Regions from separate parts of the Homo sapiens genome. Here region 2 is linked to region 1. A link is an interaction called in ENCODE POLR2A ChIA-PET data of the cell type or tissue named here. Cell type or tissue: Panc1. All regions are shown on one strand. Each heading gives the region's core, and the rest is flanking DNA. Links, peaks and the distances in the headings are about the cores only.

Evidence for each region. Peaks named below come from ENCODE experiments on the same cell type or tissue, not always from the same donor. Only the 100,000 strongest peaks of a DNase experiment are listed, where the experiment ranks them.
Region 2: POLR2A ChIA-PET joins it to region 1 with 17 read pairs; 2 of 35 experiments call an interaction of 5 or more read pairs at or near these places.

Annotation. Positions count from the first base shown.
Region 1 is chr10:43,314,675-43,325,133 of GRCh38, reverse strand. LINC02633 (long intergenic non-protein coding RNA 2633) reads right to left here and starts at 2,140. Exons shown (of 2, transcript XR_945901.3): 1 at 1,434-2,140. It overlaps LOC105378271 (a long non-coding RNA gene), which reads right to left and starts at 6,736. Exons shown (of 3, transcript XR_945902.3): 1 at 6,539-6,736; 2 at 4,826-4,921. RefSeq lists a silencer at 4,935-5,152 and enhancers at 4,555-5,387, 6,305-6,854, 6,855-7,405, 7,406-7,956. In Panc1, for the core only: no CTCF peak of the experiment used is centred there; no DNase peak of the experiment used is centred there; H3K4me3 peaks cover 518 bases.
Region 2 is chr10:43,056,014-43,066,472 of GRCh38, reverse strand. No RefSeq gene overlaps it. Among named protein-coding and RNA genes, the nearest start is that of RET, 16 kb to the left of the region's middle. RefSeq lists enhancers at 3,301-3,800, 3,801-4,302, 8,032-10,031. In Panc1, for the core only: no CTCF peak of the experiment used is centred there; no DNase peak of the experiment used is centred there; H3K27ac peaks cover 585 bases.

The sequences.
Region 1 (10,459 bases), core at 1,164-9,163:
AGCCGCCTCCTTTTTCAACCCTTGTTAAGAAAGAATTTGTCTGGGTGACATCTGTCCTCTCTCTCCTCTGATGTTTTATCTTCTCTTTCTGTTGTTGGGCCAAGTTTTTGCTGCCTACAGCTGAAACTGCTCACAATTTCACATCATCCACTCTGTAAGGCAGGGCTTCTAGAACAGATAGTCCAGGGAGTTCTCACTCAGGGGGCTGCTCCCACTGGCATGGAGCTTCCTGAATGTAACTGCTCTGGCATCTTCTGCCGGGCACTGTTTTCTTTGAGCCGATGGAGTTCAGCTTTGTACCTGTCTGCACTTTGTTTAGCTTCCTCAGGAGGGTCTTTTAACCTCTACATTTTTGACCTATAAAATTTTTAATAAAATCTTGCAACTGGGGCCAAGCATGGTGGCTCATACCTGTAATCCCAGCACTTTGGGAGGCCAAGGTGGGAGGATCGCTTGAACCCAGGAGCTCCAGACCAGCCTGGGCAACATAATGAGACCCCCATCTCTACAAAAATAAAAATAAAAAATAAAATTAGCCAGGTGTGGTGGTGTGCGCCTGTGGTCCCAGCTACTCAGGAGGCTGAGGTGGAAGGATTGCTTAAGCCTGGGAGGTTGAGACTGCAGTGAGCTATGATTGTACCACTGCACTCCATCCTGGGCGACAGAGTGACACTCTGTCTTTAAAAAAAAAAAAAAAAACTTGCCATCAGCTCATAGATAACCAGCTTTCAAGTATATTTTAAAAATTCGGCTGGGAGCAGTGGTTCACACCTGTAATCCCATCACTTTGGGAGGCTGAGGCAGATGGATCACTTGAGGCCAGGAGTTCAAGACCAACTTGGTCAACATGGAGAAACTTCGTCTCTACTAAAAATACAAAAATTAGCTGGGCGCGGTGGCACATGCCTGTAATCTCATCTACTTGGGAGGCTGAGGCACTAGAATTACTTGAACCTGGGAACTGGAGGTTGCAGTGAGCCAGAATCGAGCCACTACACTCCAGCCTGGGCGATAGAGCAAGACTCTGTGTTAAGAAAAAAAAGTCCGGGTGCGGTGGCTCACACCTGCAATCCCAGCACTTTGGAAGGCCGAGGCGGGTGGATCACGAGGTCAGGAGATCAAGACCATCCTGGCTAACATGTGAAACCCCGTCTCTACTAAAAATACAAAAAATTAGCCGGGCGTGGTGGCGAGCGCCTGTAGTTCCAGCTACTCGGGCGGCTGAGGCAGGACAATGGCTTGAACCCGGGAAACGGAGCTTGCAGTGAGCCGAGATTGCGCCACTGCACTCCAGCCTGGGCGACAGAGCGAGACTCCGTCTCAAAAAACAAACAAACAAAAAATCTGTTTTCTTTTGGTCCCCAAAAAGCAAGCCGATTTTCCACTCATCTTTAAGCTTTGATACTTCCTCCAAGAGATTTTTTATTGTGTACCTTACTTCCTTGAAAAGGTTTCATTGTTTTGGGTTTCTCTTCATTGTCTGATTAAACACTTAAACAATGTTCTTTTATAATTTATCTTCATCTGTCGTTCAGTTATGTGTTGTCTTCCTCCGCCGCCCCGCACAGGAAAGTGAACTCCCTAGAAGAAAATGGCTCCCCAAAATTATATGCTCCGAACTCCTCCTGACAAACAGACAGGTTTTCAGGCAGAGGGACCACTAGACCTCCGTGAAGGCTCAGGAAGCGCGGGGCCCTGCCGCTTTGCCCGGAGGGAACCTGGTGGGCGGCCTGCATCACACCCCCATCCCACTCCAGCCCCTTGGGGGCTTCCCATTCTAGACACCCTAGTGCCAGAGCGTTAGAGTCGCCAGGTCCTGCTGGGCCTTGATCCTCTCTGTGGTCTGTTATCCTGGCTATCTTTTGGGCTCCATTTCTAGCTGTTTCGTGGGTTTCACAGAGAAAGTTTCTTGGTAGGAAGGATGGGAGCCCAGGAGTGTCCAGTGGGAGGCATGACTTTGGTATTAGTGACATTGCCCGGAAACAGTGCGTTTGAAGCCGCTGTCCCTGCTCTCTGCAGGCTCCCCGCTCTCTGTGGTGCCCCCGGGGAGTGGCAAGAAGCGGCATCCATCATCTCCCTCGGCCCAGCCCGGGCCTACGGCGTTCACCGGAGCCTCAGCCCCGCCCCCTCCAACTGACTCAGCCCGCCCCGCGCCCAGATGGCCAATCACTGGCTTAGCTCCTAATGCGCCACAAAGGCACTGGCAGTCTGGCCCCGCCCCAGCCCAGGACGCGCTGTTGCCATGGTGACGGTAAACCGGCTTGGTCTGAGTAGCCAAGCTCGCGTGTGAGACCCCTGCACAGACACTCAAGGGGCAGGTGAGGGGCGGAGGGGCCACGGTTGCGAGAAAAGAGGCCCTCCAAAGCCCCCGCAGCCCTCCTTGTTGGTTAGTGAAGATTTTGGCCCCACCTCGCGTCTCTTCACCGCTTCTGTCATCTTCCCGGATTCCTTCAGCGTCTACCTTGGTCTCTTGGGGCCTTCGCTCCTTGACCGCGAAAACAAAGTCGCTTCTTTCCTAAAAGTCTTCCTTTCTTCCTCAAAGTAATCATTCTTCAGGTATCTTGAGCAAAGTGCACAGAGAGCCGAGCCTCCTGAAGGCCGCTCCCTTTGTCAGGGATTGGAGTAGGGTTGGGCCAACTTGGCAGTTCCGCCCAATTCTGACTGGCAGGACCAGAAACCAAGGACTCTCTGTCTGTGGTATGGGCAAGTGGCCTTGGTAAATGACGTGGGGAGCTGCGGAGGCATCCATGACTTTCTTCCTTTTTTTCCTTTCTTTCCTTTCCTTCCTTTCCTTCCTTCCCTCCCTCCCTCTCTCTTTCTTTCTTTTTCTTCATTTATTTCTTTTTTTTTTTGATACGGAGTTTTGCTCTGTCGTCCAGGCTGGAGTGCAATGGTGCGATCTCGGCTCACTGCAACTTTTGCCTCCCGGGTTCAAATCATTCTCCTGCCTCAGCTTCCTAAGTAGCTGGGATTACAGGTGCGTGCCACCAAGCCCAGCTAATTTTTGTATTTTTTAGTAGAGATGGGGTTTTGCCGCGTTGGCCAGACTGGTCTTGAACTCCTGACCTCAGCTGATCTGCCCGCCTTGGCCTCCCAAAGTGCTGGGATTACAGGCATGAGCCACCATGCCTGGCCAACACCCTGTTGTTTAAGCCACTTTGGCCAGGATTTCCTGTACTTGAACCTGGAAGCATCCTTTATAATATGCCATCCTTATGATAACACCTCTGTCCCACTGTGAACACCCATGAGACTCTAGACCTCAGTATTACCAGTCACTGCACCCTCTCCGAATCTCCAGGTCAGCCATCTCCCTCCCATACCCTGCCCAGCCTTCCGGTGGACCTCACCATCTCTTTGAAGGCCTTTCCTCACTTGGCTTGAGACAGCATTCCCTGGTCTTCAGCCTTTCTCAGGGGGCCTCCCTGGGTCTCACTTTCTCACCTTTGTGGTGGCAGTGGTGCAGCCTCCATCCAGCCTTGGACCCTTCTTTTGATCTCTTCACCCTCCTTAAATGAAGGTATCGAGCCATGATTTTTAAATTTCATCTGCATGCTGACTCCCCAAGCCACTGTCTCCAGCTTGTTTTTATAGACACAGGCTCAAGCAGCCAACTGCCTCACACACATCATGCTTGGATGCTGTATTAGTCCGTTCTCACACTGCTGAAGAAAGGCCTGAGACTGGGTAATTTATAAACAAAAGAGGTTTAATTGGCTCACAGTTCTGCAGGCTGTACAGGAAGCATGGCAGCATCTGCTTCTGGGGAGGCCTCAGGGAGCTTTCACTCATGGCAGAAGGCAGAGCGGGAGCAGGTGTCTCACATGGCAGGACCAGGAGCAAGACAGGGAATGGGGAGATGCCCCACACTTTCAAACAGTCGGATCCCTCCCGAACTCACTCACTAAGAGGAGAACAGTGCCGAGGGGATGGTGCTGACCCATTCATGAGAACTCCGCCCCCATGATCAAATTACCTCCCGCCAGGCCCCACCTCCAACACTGGGGATTACAATTGAACAGGAGATTTGGGTGGCGACACAGATCCAAACCATATCAGATATCTAATGCCCATTTCAAATTGAGCATGTTCGAAATAGAATTACTGATGTCTCATGTGTCCGTGTGAAGAGACCACCAAACAGGCTTTGTGTGAGCAACAAGGCTGTTTATTTCACCTGTGTGCAGGCGGGCTGAGTCTGAAAAGAGTCAGCAAAGGGTGGTGGGATTATCATTAGTTCTTATAAGTTTGGGGATAGGCAGTGGAGTTAGAAGCAATGTTTTGTGGGCAGGGGGTGGATCTCGAAAAGTACGTTCTCAAGGGTGGGGAGAATTACAAAGAACCTTCTTAAGGGTGGGGGAGATTATAAAGAACCTTCTTAAGGGTGGGGGAGATTACAAAGTACATTGATCAGTTAGGGTGGGGCAGAAACAAATTACAATGGTGGAATGTCATCAGTTAAGGCTATTTTCACTTCTTTTGTGGATCTTCAGTTGCTTCAGGCCATCTGGATGTATACGTGCAGGTCACAGGGGATATGACGGCTTAGCTTGGGCTCAGAGGCCTGACAACTGATACGCACCCAACCCCCCTGCAAAAAAAACAAAAACAAAAACAAAAACCACCCTGCTCCTGGGAGCAGAGATTCTATGTTGAAGAACTGCAGGCAAAAACGGAGGCAGGAATGTTAGGTTCTCCAGTAGGGGTGGTGGGGAGGTGTCCAGACAGGCACCGGCTCCAGCAGGAGCTTGGAACTGCACTGCGGCAATAAGGGGATGTTGTTCCAGAGACACATTGTAGCGAGTGGTCTTGGCAAAGCACTTACCCATGATCTTAGCTGACCTCCAGGACAGAGCTGAGATGGATGGATGTTGGTCACCAAATTTCAAAGGGACCCCCTTCCTCAAGGTCTCCAGTGGCACTAAATGAAAATAAGGGGCCAGAGCATGAGCTCACTCATGACGCTGCACTGTTTGATGCTCTTTGCAATTTTTTTTTTTTGTTTGAGACGGAGTCTCACTCTGTCGCCCAGGCTGGAGTGCAGTGGCGTGATCTCGGCTTACTGCAACCTCCATCTCCCGGGTTCAAGTGATTCTCCTGCCTCAGCCTCCTGAATAGCAGGGATTACAGGCTTGTGCCACCACACCCAGCTAATTTTTGTATTTTTAGTAGAGACGGGTTTTCACCATGTTGGTCAGGCTGGTCTTGAAGTTCTGACCTCCATGCCCGTCCCTTTGCACATATTAACTCATTGAAAATACATGACCCACCAGTGGGGAGGCTCTCTTATCATTATTCTATAGAAAGGCAAATTGGAAATGCAGAGAAGCCACAGCCAGCTTGCGACTCTCTCTCCACCCCCTTGGCCAGGATCCCAGCTGGCTCCTGCATCCACCTCACTGTTTTCAGCCTGGCTCTCAAACTCCTCCTCAGCATCCTGCCTTGCTGTGAGCAAAGAAGCAGTCCCTTGGCTGACCACCACAGGGACTTCTTAAAAACATGAGGTTTCTCCTTGGCGATGATGATCAGGCCTGAAGCAGAGGACGAGCAGGCAGGGGTGTCCCTAGGGAAGCTGGACTGCCGTGCGTCCCGAGCCGGACCCCAGGCATCTCCCCTGTGGGGTAGGAGGCTGGGGCAGCAGGCACGCTCGGACATTACTCACTCAGTGCATTCTCTTCTTCACCATGCACTTCCCATGAGCGGGGGAAGCCACATCACTGTTTATCTGTGGAGTCTGTCAGTCAGTGTAAGGGCCTATTCCTAGAAAAGGTGTGATTTTGCTCACCCCACACTGAGGGCACCGCAGTGCTAAGGCACAAAGTGACAAGACGCTCCCCTCTGTGGCTTCCCGAATGTGAGCTTGTGCCCCAGCCAGCCATGGAGTCATGGGGAGTTGCTTCCTTCTGCTCCCTCCTGAGAGTCCTAGAAACCTCACTCGGCTCCTGGGCGCAGTCTCACATGTAACGTTGTCTGGTGCGAAGATGCCTGCACCACCAGCCATGTCCTCATGGTGTCATTTGCTGAGTGTCCAATCCGGCTCTTTCCACCCTGGCTTTGAGACAGTCCTCTGTTGGAGATACAGTTTCTAGCTTTTAGCTTAAACTGAGTCTCCAGGCAAGCATGGCAGAAAAGCAGAAACCATCTATCCCGAGATGACCTGACAGCCTGATTAAATAATGACACTAGCTGGCAACAGAAGAGTCGAGAGGAGAAGTAACCCCTCATGAGGTTCGACCCAGAGTGATTTGGTAGGGATTTCCCCAGGGGCACGCAGCACAGCACAGCCAGGACATGGATGCGGCCCCAGGCCTTCCCATTCCCTCTGGAAAGAGTACGAGTTCTAGGGCATTTTATTAATATAACACTTTATTCATATCTTGTACATTTTGCATATACAAAATTAGCCTCTGAGCTTCACTTTTAGATTTTAGAACTTTTTCCGCCCTGTGGGCTGCATAAACAGGTCAGCAGGTCAGCTCTTCGGTGAGTAGCAAATAGAAAATGTGGAGCTAATTAAAGGTCAAGGACATCACGGTACCTGTTATTTCCAGGGCCTGTCTCATGTGGCTGCCATCTCGGGCAGTGAGGTGAGGGATCTGGCTGTCATGAAGCACCAAGATGGTTTGGGTGTAAAGCCATGCCGCCAGTCTTGGTGCCTTCCTGAGTTTAGTGTCTGATCATAGGGAAGATGACATCACAAAGGCAGGTCTGCAGAGGCTGGCCCCTTGGCCGAGGGTGAGGCAGGGACAAGACCAGGCACAGAGGAAGGGGAGGGCACATGAAACCCCCTGGTGTGTTCTTTCAGGGCACAACACAAAATAAAACCACAACAAGCAGCAAGGAAACAATTCACACCAAGGACAAGAGTGGAGCCTGGGGTGGGTCAGGGGATGCGCTCACCTCCAAGGCCAGCGGTCGCACCCTTGAGAGGCTGACTCAGGCTCAAGCACACAGAGGCCACCTGAGGACATGGCATGTCCTGCTTTCTATGCGGAGTCTTTCTATTTATTATTTATACCTTACCTTTATAACCTCTCTCACACATGATATCTTGTTTATTCGTTTTTTTTTCTCTTTGAGACAGGGTCTCACTCTATCATCCAGGCTGGAGTGCAGTGGTACCATCCCAACTCTCTGCAGCCTTGACTTCTTGAGCCCAAGCGATCCTCCCACCTCAGCCTCCAAAAGTGCTGGGATTACAGGCTTGAGCCACTACACCCAGCCTCATTTATTCCTTTAAAATGAGGAAAATGATGACACACCAAACTGGATTGTAACAAAGCCTGCACAAGCCTAGAACACAGCCCTTGATCCCCCCAGCACAAACGTCCTGCAAAAACCTGGTTTGGGAAAAACTCACCTTTGGAGATAACTTAGGGACAAGGAACCAGCAAAGGATCATCCTGAAGACCTGGCCCACAGAAGAATAACTGACAGGCAGGTGAGTCAGAGCACTGACCAGAAGGTGCGGCCACGTGCTGCATGAACAGCAGGTGACATTGGCGGAGGGAGCAGCCATCACTGCAAACCAGAGGCATGCATGAGAGTGCAGGGAGGCGGCAGGGCTGCTGGGGAGAGGGGATGCGGCCTGGCCAAACTCGAGGTTGGAAAAGCCCAGCTCGGAAATGATTTCCTTGGGAGTAGGCTGCAGGGAACCTAGTGCCAGATATCTACTGAAAGATATCTTCCAAGCTCCTTACGTGCAGAATCAGAACTGGAAGTCCTCACTTATTACCATTTTATTCTTGGAGCTCCATGCTCCTTAAGACATCAAATGAATCAGCAACGAACTGAACCAAAGTTTAAAACTCTGCACAGAAATGCCACGTTGCTGAATACTGCCACATTGCGGCCTTCTGGCCAAAGCAGCAAAGTTACCTTCTGAAAACCTGCAAGGCTAGGAATGGGCCTCACCCAGGGAATCACCCAAGGCCTCTGGAAGCCAGGCCAGGTGCACAGCGACAATCTGGGAGGAAGTTCCAGCCACAGGGAAGGAAGGCAGTTCAGGTGTACAGCCACAAGGCTGCACTTGCTGGGGCTCTGGCCTGCAGAGGCTCCCAGGGCAGGGAAGGCAGGAAGCACAGTGCTGTGGTGAGTGGCAGAGAAGGCCTTCGATCCACAGAAAGGAAGAAAGAAAAGAAAAGGATTAGCCAGGCCAGGCACGGTGGCTCACGCCTGTAATCCCAGCACTTTGGGAGGCTGAGGCTGGAGAATCGCTTGAGCCCAGCAGTTCCAGACCCACCTGGGCAACATGGTGAGACCCCATCTCTACCAAAAAAAACTCAAACAAACAAATTAGACAGGTGTGGTGGTGTGCACCTGTGGTCCCAGCTACGCAGGAGGCTGAGGTGGGAGGATCGCTTGAGCCAGGGAGGTGGAGGCTGCAGTGAGCTGATTGCTTCACTGCACTCCAGCCTGGGTGACAAAGCAAAACCCTATCTTGGAAAAAAAAAAAAAAGAAAAGAGAAAACAAGAACTGCAGAAATAGAAAGGAATAAGCAAAAAATCATCTAAACAAGAAGAGGAGACAAGAAGTGCAGGGAAAAATGACAGAAAACTGTCCACTCATCCGAAACCCAGGTGGTGTCCCTGTACCAAGTCAGACTGTGACCTCCATGCTCCAGGGCCGGCTGTAGGCAGGCTCTGAATGAGGAGGAGTTTTCAGAGAAGAACATCTCAAAATGGAAATATTTCAAAGACCAAACAGTGTAAAAGCATCTCCAGGAAGACCTGGGCTTCAGACCCCTACTGAAGGGGTCCCAGGCCCAGGCTTCCCCTGGTGGGGGGTGGGTCTCTGAGGCAGCACTTTTTCTCCTTTTCATGGAAATATTATGGTCCTAGAATAGAATCTGGGCCTGAAGAGGGGCCTCCCCTGGCCTCCAGGGGATGGACCACTTTAGTGTAAATGTAATTTTTTCAAGAATAGTTTTGTTTTATGTTATTTTAACACTCTCCAGGGCAATCTGCTGCACACTCCAGTGTGGGCAGCATTCATCCTAGCAGTTCTACCAAAGGGATCCGGGTCTGAGGACTTGTAGTTCATTATGGCCCTCCTGCTGGGGCCTGACAAAGGCGCAGCACCAGCATCCCAGGCGGCCTCAGGATGGAGCTGTGAGGACGCGGGATCCCCAAAGGTTAATGAAGTTCTCTCACAACCTCTGCAGCGAGGACATTCTCTGTCAGGAGAACCAGCCCTGGATAACTCCTTGTGCTTGTCCTAGTTCTGAGCACTTGGTACTTTAACTCATTCAATGCCTACAACCACCAGTTTTGAAAAAGTGAGAGGAAGCCCAGGGACGTGGAGTCACTTGTCCAAGATTGCACAGCTAGCGTGTGGCCAACCCAGCATCTGAAATCAGGCGCTGTGAGTCAAAGTCCAGCCCCACCCTCTGGCTCCCGGGACTTCTGTCACTTGTGCTCTCTGGGGTCCACTTCCTCATGCTGCCACCTCCGCCGGTCTCCCCAGGTGACGGGGAGGGTCAGCATAGCCAGTGCTCAGCCTGAACCCAGGCTCTTCTCTACCAAAGCAGATTGAGGGGGGGTGGGGGCAGCGAGTGAGTTGATGCCAGATGTTTGTTCATGGTGGCGCAGGGGGTTTAGCTCAGGCGCTGCTGGGTGGGCAGCAGACGCAGGCTCATCCCTATCTGCCTCGCAGAGGGCAGCACTGCCCCCGAGGTCACAGAGGTGGTCCTGCCTTCCGACACCATGCCGTTCTTGCTGTTTCCATGAACTCTCCTTGGCTTTCTCTGGCTGGCTCTGCTTTCACGCTGTTCTTTCCAGAACGCTTGGCTGACGATCGGCAGGGCAGGAGGTGAGGAGTACTCAGGGCCAGTGCAGCTGCCAGTGAAGCCCAGCTTCTTCTGTCCTGAGACACCTCCAGCCCCAGGCCATCCCCTGCCTCCCTGGCCCAGAGCCCCCAGCCCCTCCTCAGCCCCCCTCCCGCCTGCTCCCGGAGGTGCGCACGCCTGTCCTCCTGTTGTCTCAATGCCCTGGGATGCCCTGGCTAAGGCAGGTTTTCTGTCCTCCTTCCAGAGCACTTCCAGGCTAGCAAAATGGCAGGGACATCCTTTCCCCAGGCTGAGCCTGTCCTGTGCACCATCGGCCTAACCCCTGCTGAAAGCTGGGCTGTCCAGCACGTGGCCCAGCTGCCCTGAGTGTTGTCATCATGATGAGTAGATATCCTCATCACCGGGACCTGGGCTGTCTGACAGTGAACTGATTCCATGTCCAAGCCCCTGACTGTCTCCCCATTGGACCTGGCCAGCAGCTCGTGGCTGAGTAAAAACCTCCTCCCCACCAGTTGCCAGGCCGCCGGCCGCCAGTCTGATCGTGGGAGGCACCAGGTCTGATCTGCGCTGCCTCCTCTAGGGTCTGAGGGGCCCATTAACAGTCCTCAGAAGCAAGTCTACCTCGAGGACCAGTCCGTACTTGAGGCCCATGGAGCCTGGTTTGTGAAATC
Region 2 (10,459 bases), core at 1,352-9,351, 260 kb after region 1:
GAGCCCCCCTTCCATCCTCCTCCCCATGTTCCTCTCTGTTCCCAGCCTCAGTGCCCTGGACTTATGCCCCTGGCCCTGGCCTTACTGGTCAGCGGGGAAGGACGCTCCTAGAACACACCACACCACACTCTGCAGAGACTTGGGTTTGCAGACAGCTCTCGGCCTTCTGACACCCGTTTTTTCAGCTGGACTCCTCATGCAAGGCCCGGAGCCCTTGGAAGCCACCCATCCAGTGCCTCTGCCACCCCATCAAAAAGGGTGGTCATTTCTGTGATCTAGGCCTGGATCCCACCCAAGATAATCCATGACCCTGTACAGTACTGAGTGTCAGGGAATCTATAGCAAGTGCATTGCCTTCACCTGCAAAATGGCTGCAGTGACAGTCCCACCTCACTCCGAGTCGGGGCACGGATTCTGTGAGATGTGGGAGGGGAGGCCCCAGCACAGAGCAAGGGCTGAGGAGCTGGGGGTGGTCACTTGCTGAAGGCTCACTCAGAGCCTGTGTGAGGCCAAAGCTGGGCCTGGGAGGCTGGGAGGAGAGGGAGGATGAGGGACGGCTAGGGGGCCCTGCCCCTTTAGTTGAGGCTCCCAGGCAGCTGCAGACCCCACTCCCAGGTGACGGCAGCACTGGCAGTGACACCAGCTGGCCTGCGCATTATTTCCAGACTGAGTCTTTGGAGCAAAGGAATTTTCCTTCTTTAATGAAAACCTTGCAGCCAGGGAAGCCCCCCACTAAATGACTGATACTCAACACATATGCACTTCTCAGAAATGTCTCCTAGTCAATGAAGAAGAGATAATAGTCAGTGGAATAAAAATTAATCTGGCCACTATAGGAATTAATATAAAAACATCAGATGCAGGACTTATAAGGGATGCCACCTCCACCTAACCCTTCCTAGGTTAAATACCCCAGGGATGCTGATTTACATTCTGTGCTGCAGGTCTCTGCCACCATAATCAATAGTAATGAGAAATGGGGCCAGCTGGGCCTGCCCGGCTAGGTGGGGTGGAGGGGAGTGTTCAGGGGGTGGGGAGGCTGCTGGGAGCAGGGGCCCATCTGGGCTATCCCATCCCCTCCCTCTTCCACCCTGGTGAGCTCTAGGCCTGCAGCAGAAGGATTTCCAGAGGCCTGGCCCAGGGCCCCTCTCATCAAGCTTCTCCAGGGAAGGAGAGGGCAGGTAAGGGTGGGGCAGGGTGGGGCTGGCTGGTCAGAAGCTGTCTGAGGCCCATGCAGTGGGGCCCCCTCCCGGGGCCTGGGCTTGGAGATGCTCATGGCATTGATAGTCCGGGATCAAGGCCTCTGAGGGCTGCCCACCTACTGAAGGTGCTAGGGAAGAGTGTGTTCCAGCCTCTCTTTGCTTGTAGACAGCTGTCCCCTCCCCATGTCTCTCCTCATGGTCTCCCCTTTGTGTGATCCACCACCACTGTGGCTCTGTGAGAATGATGGGCCCGCACTCCCCACTTCGGGGAAGCTCGCCTGAGCCACTGTTCACTCTGCCATCCCCAGTCTAGGTGCTGCTGATGCCCTCAAGGAGTTGTAAGTCTAAGCCCTTGCTGGCCATGCCTGAGCTGCCTCTCTGCTTTCCCCTGCTGGGAGCATCAAGCCTCCCCGCGGCTGCAGGGCTGTAAGAGCAGCAAGTTTCCTGCCCTCCTCTTTAGGAGCTGTGCTTGCTCAGCTCTGCCCCATCCTGTGCATACACCACATGGGGCAGAAGGGGGATGGCGGAGGGGTGGGGGCGGTTGAACTGTGCCACCCGTCCCTCCACCTGGAGGCCCTGGGGGAGACCAGCAAGGGGAGGACAGTGTGTTTATCCCCTGCCCCCTCCTGGCAAGGCCCCGGTGACCCCCACCCCCACACCCAAGTCCCTCTTTCTCAGCCAGGTTTGGAGGTCCAGTACCATCCCCTGAGCTCCTGCTGGGTCAGCCTCTCTCCAGGCCTGGGGGTTCCCCATACTGCCCACACCTCTGCCCCTACAGGAAACCCCAGTCCCTGCCCCCTTCGTGTGCCCTCTGCTTCTGCTGGACCCTGGTCTTACAGCTCCCAGCAAAATCCCCGCAGGGCTAGCTGGTGTTGGGGGGCTCAGTCCTTTGTCCCTGATGATGGGAGAACCAGCCCTTCCCAGTGCTTCTTTGCTGCTGCCTCCTTTGTGTGCCCTGCTCTGAGCAGCCTGGGCAACTCCCATACCCACTGCCCACCCTGGGCTGACTCAGGACAGGCCCCACTTCCCATGCTGGAGTGCTAAGCCCCAGGACCTTAAAATGCGACTGTATTTGGAGCTAAGGTTATTAAAGAGGTAATCAAGGTCAGATGAGGTCGTTAGGGTGGGCCCTGATCCAGTATGACTGGTATCCTTATAAAAGGGAAATTTGGACACCAATAGACACACAGAGGGGAGACCATGAGGAGAGACGTGGGGAGACACAGCTGTCTATGAGTAAGGAGAGGCTGGAATAGACCCTTCCCTAGCACCCTAAGGGGGCGGGTGGCCCTTGGAGGCCTTGATCCCAGACTTCCAGCCCTGGAACTGGGGGGCAGTAAACTTAACCACCTAGTCTATGGCCCTTCCTTACAGCAGCCCCAGCAACTCATGTACATTGCAAAGGAATTCACTTTAGGGAATGCAGAGCACCATTTGTTTTTTGTTTGTTTGTTTGGTTTGTTTGTTTTTCAGGGATGTTGGTGTCTTAGATAGGTTTTTTTGTTGTTTAGTTTGTTTTGTTATGGCTTCATGAATCAGAATTTATTTACTAACGAATAGAGGTTGAGAGGAAGCTGCTGACTGGTGGGAAGGTGGCCTGGTGCTGTCTTGGTGGTGGCCTTGGTAGAGGCTGGTCCAGTGGTTGCTGGGATAGAGGGGCATGGGCTGTGACCTAGGTGGGGAGCTGCAGCCCTCATCTCCAACTGAGGACCCCAAGGACCACGGCGTGGTGGGAGCTGCACTCTGCCTTCCCCCTGTTGCTGTCCTGGTGATGTTTTCTGTGCCCATGGATGGCAGGGTGGTTGATCAGGAAGCCTGTGGAGGCCCAGGGGGCAACACCCTCCAGCCAGAGACTGGGGCATGGGCTTGTCCTCCCACATGGTCACAGGTCAATACTGCCTTAATAAAAAGGGCATACATATTTTAATAAAACCAAAGACAACTCATCTAATGAAACCCATTGCAGAGGATCCTTAATGCCTGGGGACCCACGCTGCTTGGGGCCAGGCTCTGCTCTCGCATCGTCCTGTTATTGCTGCTTTTAGAGTGGAGATCTAGAAAGGGCCATTTCTCTACAGGACAGTGCACAGCTTGCCACAGATCTGCAGGAGGGATTCAGAGACCTCACAGCCTTTGGAAAAATGAGCAAATATCTAATTCTGAAGACTAATACTTTTTAGTACTATGAAAACTTTATCTCCCATTAAATAGATAACCCCAGACAGGGCTTCCAGCCTGTAGCGCTTTCCCTGTCACAGACCCTGGTGGCCACGGATCCATGACTCCTGCAGCCGTGAATGTGGCTCTGAGTCCTGCCCCCAGGCCCAAGGAGCTGTTCTCGACCCATCGGAGCCCGCCCAGTATGCAGAACCATCACTGCAGATGGGCTCTGGCCCTCTGCCTGCCTGGGATCTGCACCAGGGATCTGCAGACACAGAAGTCCCAGGGAAGGCCGGGGAATCACCTAGGGTGTGTTCTCCCTGTCTAGCGCTGAATGAGAAGCCACCCCCAAGCTGAGTGTCCTAAAGCAACACCATCATTTGCCTTGCTCCTGAGTCTGCAATCCGGGCAGCGCTCCGTGCAGTAGCTTGTCTCTGCTCAGCTCTGTCTCATTTAGGGCAGGCGGCTTGCGGGCTGGGGCTGGCAACACTGAGCTCCCCTCATGCAACTGGTGGCTGGTGGCTGTTGTTGACTGTCGGTTGACTAACAGCTCCCTTGCTGGAGCTGTGGGCCGGGACCGCTGGGCTTCCTTACAATGTGGTGGCCAGAGTCACGTTACTGTCTGTGACCCATCATCGGAAGTCACCTAAAACCCTCTCTCCTCTTCATCTCAGCAGTTGTGAAGGCACCCCTGGTTTCAAGGAGAGGAGAAATAGACTCTGCCTCTCAATGAGTGGTGGCCAGATCCTGGAGGAACACAGAAATATTGCTGTGGCTGTTTCTGGACAATGAGATCTGCAACCTGCTGTGCTGTGGGCTAGAGGTCAGACCCACCAGGGAGTCTGGGCCCAGGGATCAGGTTCCAAAGATGGTTCACCACCAGGAGTTAGGGACAAAGTCCAGAATGCCTCTTCACTACATGGATGTGATCATGTGGCACTGCCCCACAGGGACGTCAGTGTCCACTCTGGCCCTGGGGCCTCATTAGCACAGCGAGACTAGACCCAGACACATCTCAGGGGCCTCGGCTTCCACTGCCTGCAATGCCAGGATACGCTGATCTGTGAATCCTTGGAATCTCCTTCGGGAAATGACCCACTCAAAGGGAGGATTTGTCATCCTGGTGCATTGTATACATCTCATCCAACTTCCAGACAAGCCGTAATTCTGTGAGTAATGGCTTGGCGGTGTGAGGTGATGTCATCAGGGCAGACGCTTTGGTGGAGAGGGATGTGTGGCCTGGACACAGCCACCTCCCTCATGGAGCCCCCAGAGCTCACCTACCTCAGAGGAAAGTCAGGGCGGTCAGCCCCTTTCAGCCAGGATGTTCAGCTGGGAGCTGGAGGCAAGGGCATCCATTGAGTTTGGACTTCTATGCCTGTGACACCTGTGCAAGTGATGGACTCCCCGAGCCAGGGTCCCCTGTGCCCCCACGAGGAGGAGCCTGAGGGTGAAGGATGGCTGCTCAGCACACAGGGTGTGATGGAGAATTGCAGGCGCTGGGCCCTGGCCTTGTCCTCCCACTGCCTATTGTGGGCCACCCGAGGCCTCCACACTCCCCGTCACATGACAGCGCCCACCTTGCAGCAATGTACATGAAGGGCCCAGGGCCCCCTTTCCTCCTGTGAGGCCCAGCATGCTGCCAGACACATGCGAGGTCCTTGGTCAGCACCTCGGGGTCACAGGACCTGAGGCCTCTCTCTGGATTCTGACCATTCTCAGAATGGGGTCTGACCTGTGGCCAGGGCTCAGGAGCACCTGGTACCTGGAGCTGTCTGCACTGGGGCAGAGTAGGCCATCCGTGTCCAAGTGCTGGGCTGGGTTGCCAAGTGGACCCCAGTGAGGACGGAGATGGGGGGCTACTTTCCTGTGTCTGGGTGGAGGTCTACTCCAAATGCCCATGTCCTGTATCCGAGCCAGTAGATTTGAGTCTTGGAAGGGACTTCGGCAATCTCAAAGGTCTATGAAAGAAAAAGGCCAGGCATGGTGGCTCACTCCGGTAATCCCAGCACTCTGGGAGGCCGAGGCAGGTGGATCACCTGAGGTTGAGTTCCAGACCAGCCTGGCCAACAAGGTGAAACCCTGTCTCTACTAAAAATACAAAAATTAGCTGGGTGTGGTGGCACACACCTGTAATCCTAGCTACTCAGGAGGCTGAGGCAGGAGAATTGCTTGAACCTGGGAGGTGGAGGTTCCACTGAGCCAAGATCATGCCACTACACTCTAGCCTGGGTGACAGAGCGAGGCTCCAACTCAAAAAAAAAAAAAAAAAAAAGAAGGGAAAGACCAGATGATGGTTCATTCCACATAACATTTCCAGAAGCTGTGTGCGGAGCGTCTCAGAACGTGGAGGTCCTGGGCCCCTCAGAATATCTGTCTCCCCGACCTGCCCCACTCTGCTTCTCTAGGTCGGCCTCCCCACCCTGGGTCATGCAGCCTCCTCCCGGCCCCTGCCCTTGCCCTCACCCCTGCTGATCTGCTCCAGAGTGACACTGGCAGGCAGCAACGCCCTATCACACCAGGTGCATGGGGGCTGGTGTCTTATCAGCACCAGTTAGCCTGACCCTTGTCTGCAGCTGGCAACGAGTGGCCCAGGCTGCTCTGATAGGTGGGTGCCTGTGTTGTAACACAGATCAGTATGGAATGCCAGTGTGGCTGCCAGGTGCCACAGGATCCTCCTCACCCTGGCTCACCCCCACCTGCCCTGCCTGGCCATTCCTCCTGCCTGGGAGGGGCCGGCCCCAGCTTGCTGCAGCCTCTCCCTCACTGTGCCCTGGCATCTGCGCAGCCACCCGGATTGCTGTGTGAAACATGTTCCCAATCTCCCTGTCCTGCTCTGCCTTCCTTACACCCCTGTGATAGCTGCATTTGTCTGTGTGTTTGCATTCTTATTTGCATGTTGGCATTAACCCTGACATAAAGTTCCTGAAGGCAGCGATGCGGTTCCCTGCCTCCAGTGCTCGGAAGGTGCAGGCCCTATAGCTGTCTGCTGGTTACATAAAGAGGTAGATGGTGATGCACCCAGATGCGGCTCTGCCTGGGACTCCAGTGGCTGTGCAGTGTTCCACCGTGGGGCTGTGCTGTAATAATTCATCCACTCCTACTCGAGGACATCTAGCTTTTCTATTTGTTTGCTCCTATAGACAAAGCTGCACTGCACATCTCTGCATTCATGTGTGACTATAGAAAAAAATCAGTAATTCCAGGATCTGGACATACTGGTCAAGGAGTGTGTACCAAACGACTTCCCCAAAAGTATGTCTAACAATTTATGATTTTTTAAAGAGACAGGGTCTGTGTCACCTAAGCTGGAGCACAGTGGTGCAATCACAGCTCACTGTAGCCTCGAATTCCTGGACTCGAGATCCTCTCACCTGAGCCTCCCAGAGTGCTGGGACCATAAGCCTGAGCCACTATGCCTGGCCCAATTTATGACTTTTAGCAATATTTGAAAACATATGTAAAAGAATGAACCTAGCCCCACCCCCTTATGGGACCCCTGAGACCTCGAGGCCAGGCTCTGCGATGTGTCTCTCCTCTCAGATGTGGGGACAAGTCTGGGGAGGGTGTGATTTCCAGGCCGCTGGGCCGAGATAACCAGTATGGCCCCAGCTTCAGGGGCTCACACCCAGGCTTCCTCACTCCTGCAGAAACCAGCCTTCAGTGGGTCCTAGGATCAGGCTGTAACATAGGAAAATGCCAGCGAAGTCTCTGGGGAGGATGGCCATTTCTCCTCCTGTGCTGTGAGGGGCTTTCTGAAGTTCACGAGTGTTTATTCAGCACCTGCTGTGAGCTGTGCTGATGCTGTGACAGGGCAGGTGGTGGGGATGAAGCTTGGGACGACAGGGAGTGCCCTGCCCTCAAGAGCCTGCATTCTCCTTGAAGGAGACAGACAAAGAGCTGGGCACTGGAGCCGCCTACGTGGGGAGTGAGAAGCTCGCAGTGGGGAGGAGAGCTTCACGCCCACTGCTGGGGCCATACTCTTGAGCTGCCCTTCCCCAGAGGCTGCTTGGGCCAGGACTTACTTCTAATGGATGGAAAAGGCAGAAGGGATGGCTGCCACCCCCAAGGCCCCCGTCTGACAGAGGCCTGTGGGTTGTCTCACTGGTGCCTGCTCCCTCTCTTGCCTTGCTTGCTTCGATGTCCTCAGCAGCGCTCTGGGGGACCGTGTGCCAGGGACTTGGGGCAGCCCTTGCTACAATTTGAGAGGGAGCCCATTCCTGCCTTGTAAGGGAGCCTGAGGTGGACCCGGCCCTGAGATGACCCGATCCAGTGGACCCTGAGTGCAGCCTATGGGAGACCCTGGGCTGGGGGTGGGGGACGTGGCAGTGAGCCATGCCCAGGCTCCTGACCCGCAGAAGCTAAGACTGTAATGTTCTCAGAAGCCCCTAAGGTTTGGGCTGATTTGTTCCTCAGCACTGGCTAACCAACACCAGGGTGGGTGCGGTTTAAGATGGGATAGCAGGGCAGGAGTTATTTGAGAAATGAGTTGTAGAAGGAAGAGAGGGAATCATGGGACCTGGGGGCGGAATTGGATTTGGGGACATGTGTTTGAGGGTGCTCAGGAGACCAGGGCACTGGAGTACAGTGAGGGGGTGAGAGGAGGTGGGGACCAGGGCAGAGAGGAGAAGGGGCTGTGCTGGCATCTGGGCTTCAGCTTACCTTAGGGAAAGGGCGCCTTTAAGACCTCCAGCAGCTGCCATGTTCCCAGGTCCAGGTGGCTGTTGAGTGGTTTGGGTGGGGAGTGGGGTGGCAGTAGAGATGACCAGAGGTGTGAGGTTTATTTCCAAGGTAGACCACAGGTTGGGCGGTGGGGGTGTGAGGGAAGAGGGCTGTTTTTGTACCTGAGAAGGTGATGGTGAGCAGGTTTTGGGTAGACCTGGAGGCTGGGGTTCACGGGTACAGCCCGGAAGGTGTATCCATCCTTGAGGTGGAGGGTGCAGAGGTGGGGCCTGGTGTCACGCGGAGTCTGTAGAGTGTGAATAGAGACGAGCACTGGGTCCCCCCACGGGAAGATGGGGGGAGGTGTGGGGGATGGAGAAGGAGGGAGGGGCCTGGCAGAGGGGTCCTGGAACTCGGGAGGATGGTGTTTCAAGAGGAGGGCTGAGCCACTGAGTCACCACTGTTGCCAAGCTCTGCCTCAGTTTAGCGAGGTGAGGTTAGTGGTCAGGTGTCACAAAGTCTCTGTGGAGGGCTTCAGTGGGGCAACCCCAGATGGGGCCACATCTCTGGAGCAGTTTTACCATCAAGAGGAGCAAACAAACAAGCAAAGCAGTCAAACACACTGTCTTAAGGACAGGGAAGTAACAGTATTTTTGGATACAGACGGGGAGGATCTGGCTAGAGAGGAAACCCGCATGAGGCAGGAGCAAGGGATGGTGGCTTGGATAGTCCCCAGGGAGGCAGGAGCAAGGGATGGCGGCTGGGACAGTCCCCAGGGAGGCAGAGGGAAATGACTGGGCTGGTGCTGGTTGGAAAATCAGAGCGTCTGGTCTTCAGGAAGTTCTAGAGGATGCAGGTGCCCCTGCAGCCTGCAATGGTCCCCTGCACACCCCGCTGCGACCTGGGGGCAGCATACGGGAGCCAGAGCTGAGCTGGGAGACTGCGCTTGGAATTTCCTGACCTGGGTGAGGTTCAGCTCCTAATCTCATATTGCATCTATCACATTATTTCATGTGGTCTGTGAGAAGCTGAAAGAGTGTGGGCTGAGAGGATTTGCAGAGGGGAGGAGAAGCCAACCCAGGACACTCTTCACTGACCCTCTGAGGTCTGGGTCGGGACCAACAATTTTGGTCACTGCCAGGGGTGCAGCCAGGTGGCAAGAGCTCTGGGCTGCAAGACCAGGCTCAGATCCAGGCAAGGGACAGCTTTTCTGAGCCTCAGTTTCCTCATCTGGAAAGTGGAGCAAGTGAGAGCCCAGCATCACAGGCTGCATGAGGCCACCATGGGCAGTGACTTCATCCAGATGAGGAGCAAGATGGGTGTGCACAGAGGGGCAACCAGGACCCACAATCACAGGTTGTACACAGAGATGGCAACCAGGACCCACAATCACAGGTTGTACACAGAGATGGCAACCAGGACCCACAGCCACTGGGTGTGCTCAGAGTGGGGCAACCAGGACCCACAGCCACTGGGTGTGCACAGAGTGGGGCAACCAGGACCCATGACCACTGAGTGTGCACAGAATGGGGCAACCAGGACACGTGACCACTGAGTGTGCACAGAGTGGGGCAACCAGGACCCATGGCCATCAGGTGTGCACGGAGTGGGGAACCAGGACCCACAGTCACCAGGTGTGCACAGAGGGGCAATGAGGACCCACATCAGGGGGTGTGCACGGAGAGGGCAACCAGGACCCACAGCTACCGGGTGTGCACAGAGGGGGTGACTAGAACCCACACCCACTGGGCTTGCACAGAGGGGGCAGCCAGGACTCACAACCACAGAGTGTGCACAGAGGGGCAACCAGGACCCACAGCCACCAGTTGTGCACAGAGGGGGCAGCCAGGAAGCATCCTACCCACCCTCTCGATTTCACCAGGAGGAACTGGGGCCCAGAGAAGGCAGTAAGTGGCTGTGGGCACCAGGCCCACTCTCTTCTCCACTGACCATGTCAGACCAGGCTGTTTCTGGGAAGCAGCAAGGGGTTTTCAGCCAGGACTTGGTATCCAGCCAGGAGTCTGGGTTTCAGCCAGGAGTTGGTATTTGTTAAAAGAGATGAAAAAGGTGAAGCTGTTATCAAGGGAAAGTATCTGGGATCTGAGTTCACTGCAGGGTCTCAGGAACTAGATACCATCAGCCAGGCCTGCATTGCGGATGTGAAGGGAAGCTGGGAGCTGTGTCTGTCACACATGGGAGCTCCCAAGCCCCCACCCCACTGCACTGCCCAGTGCTCCTGAGAGCCTGGAAGATGGAAACAGGTTGAACAATCCAGGAGGCACTGACCAGAGATGCCCTTGCTGTCAAAGCCTGGAGCTAGCAAACTGGCAGCCTCCAGCTTCCTCCAGCAACCTGGAGCTGGCAGTGGTGGCCATTTCGGCAGGGAGGTGGCTGGGGTTGGAAGCCCTGCATCCTGGTCTGCACAGGCTGTCAGG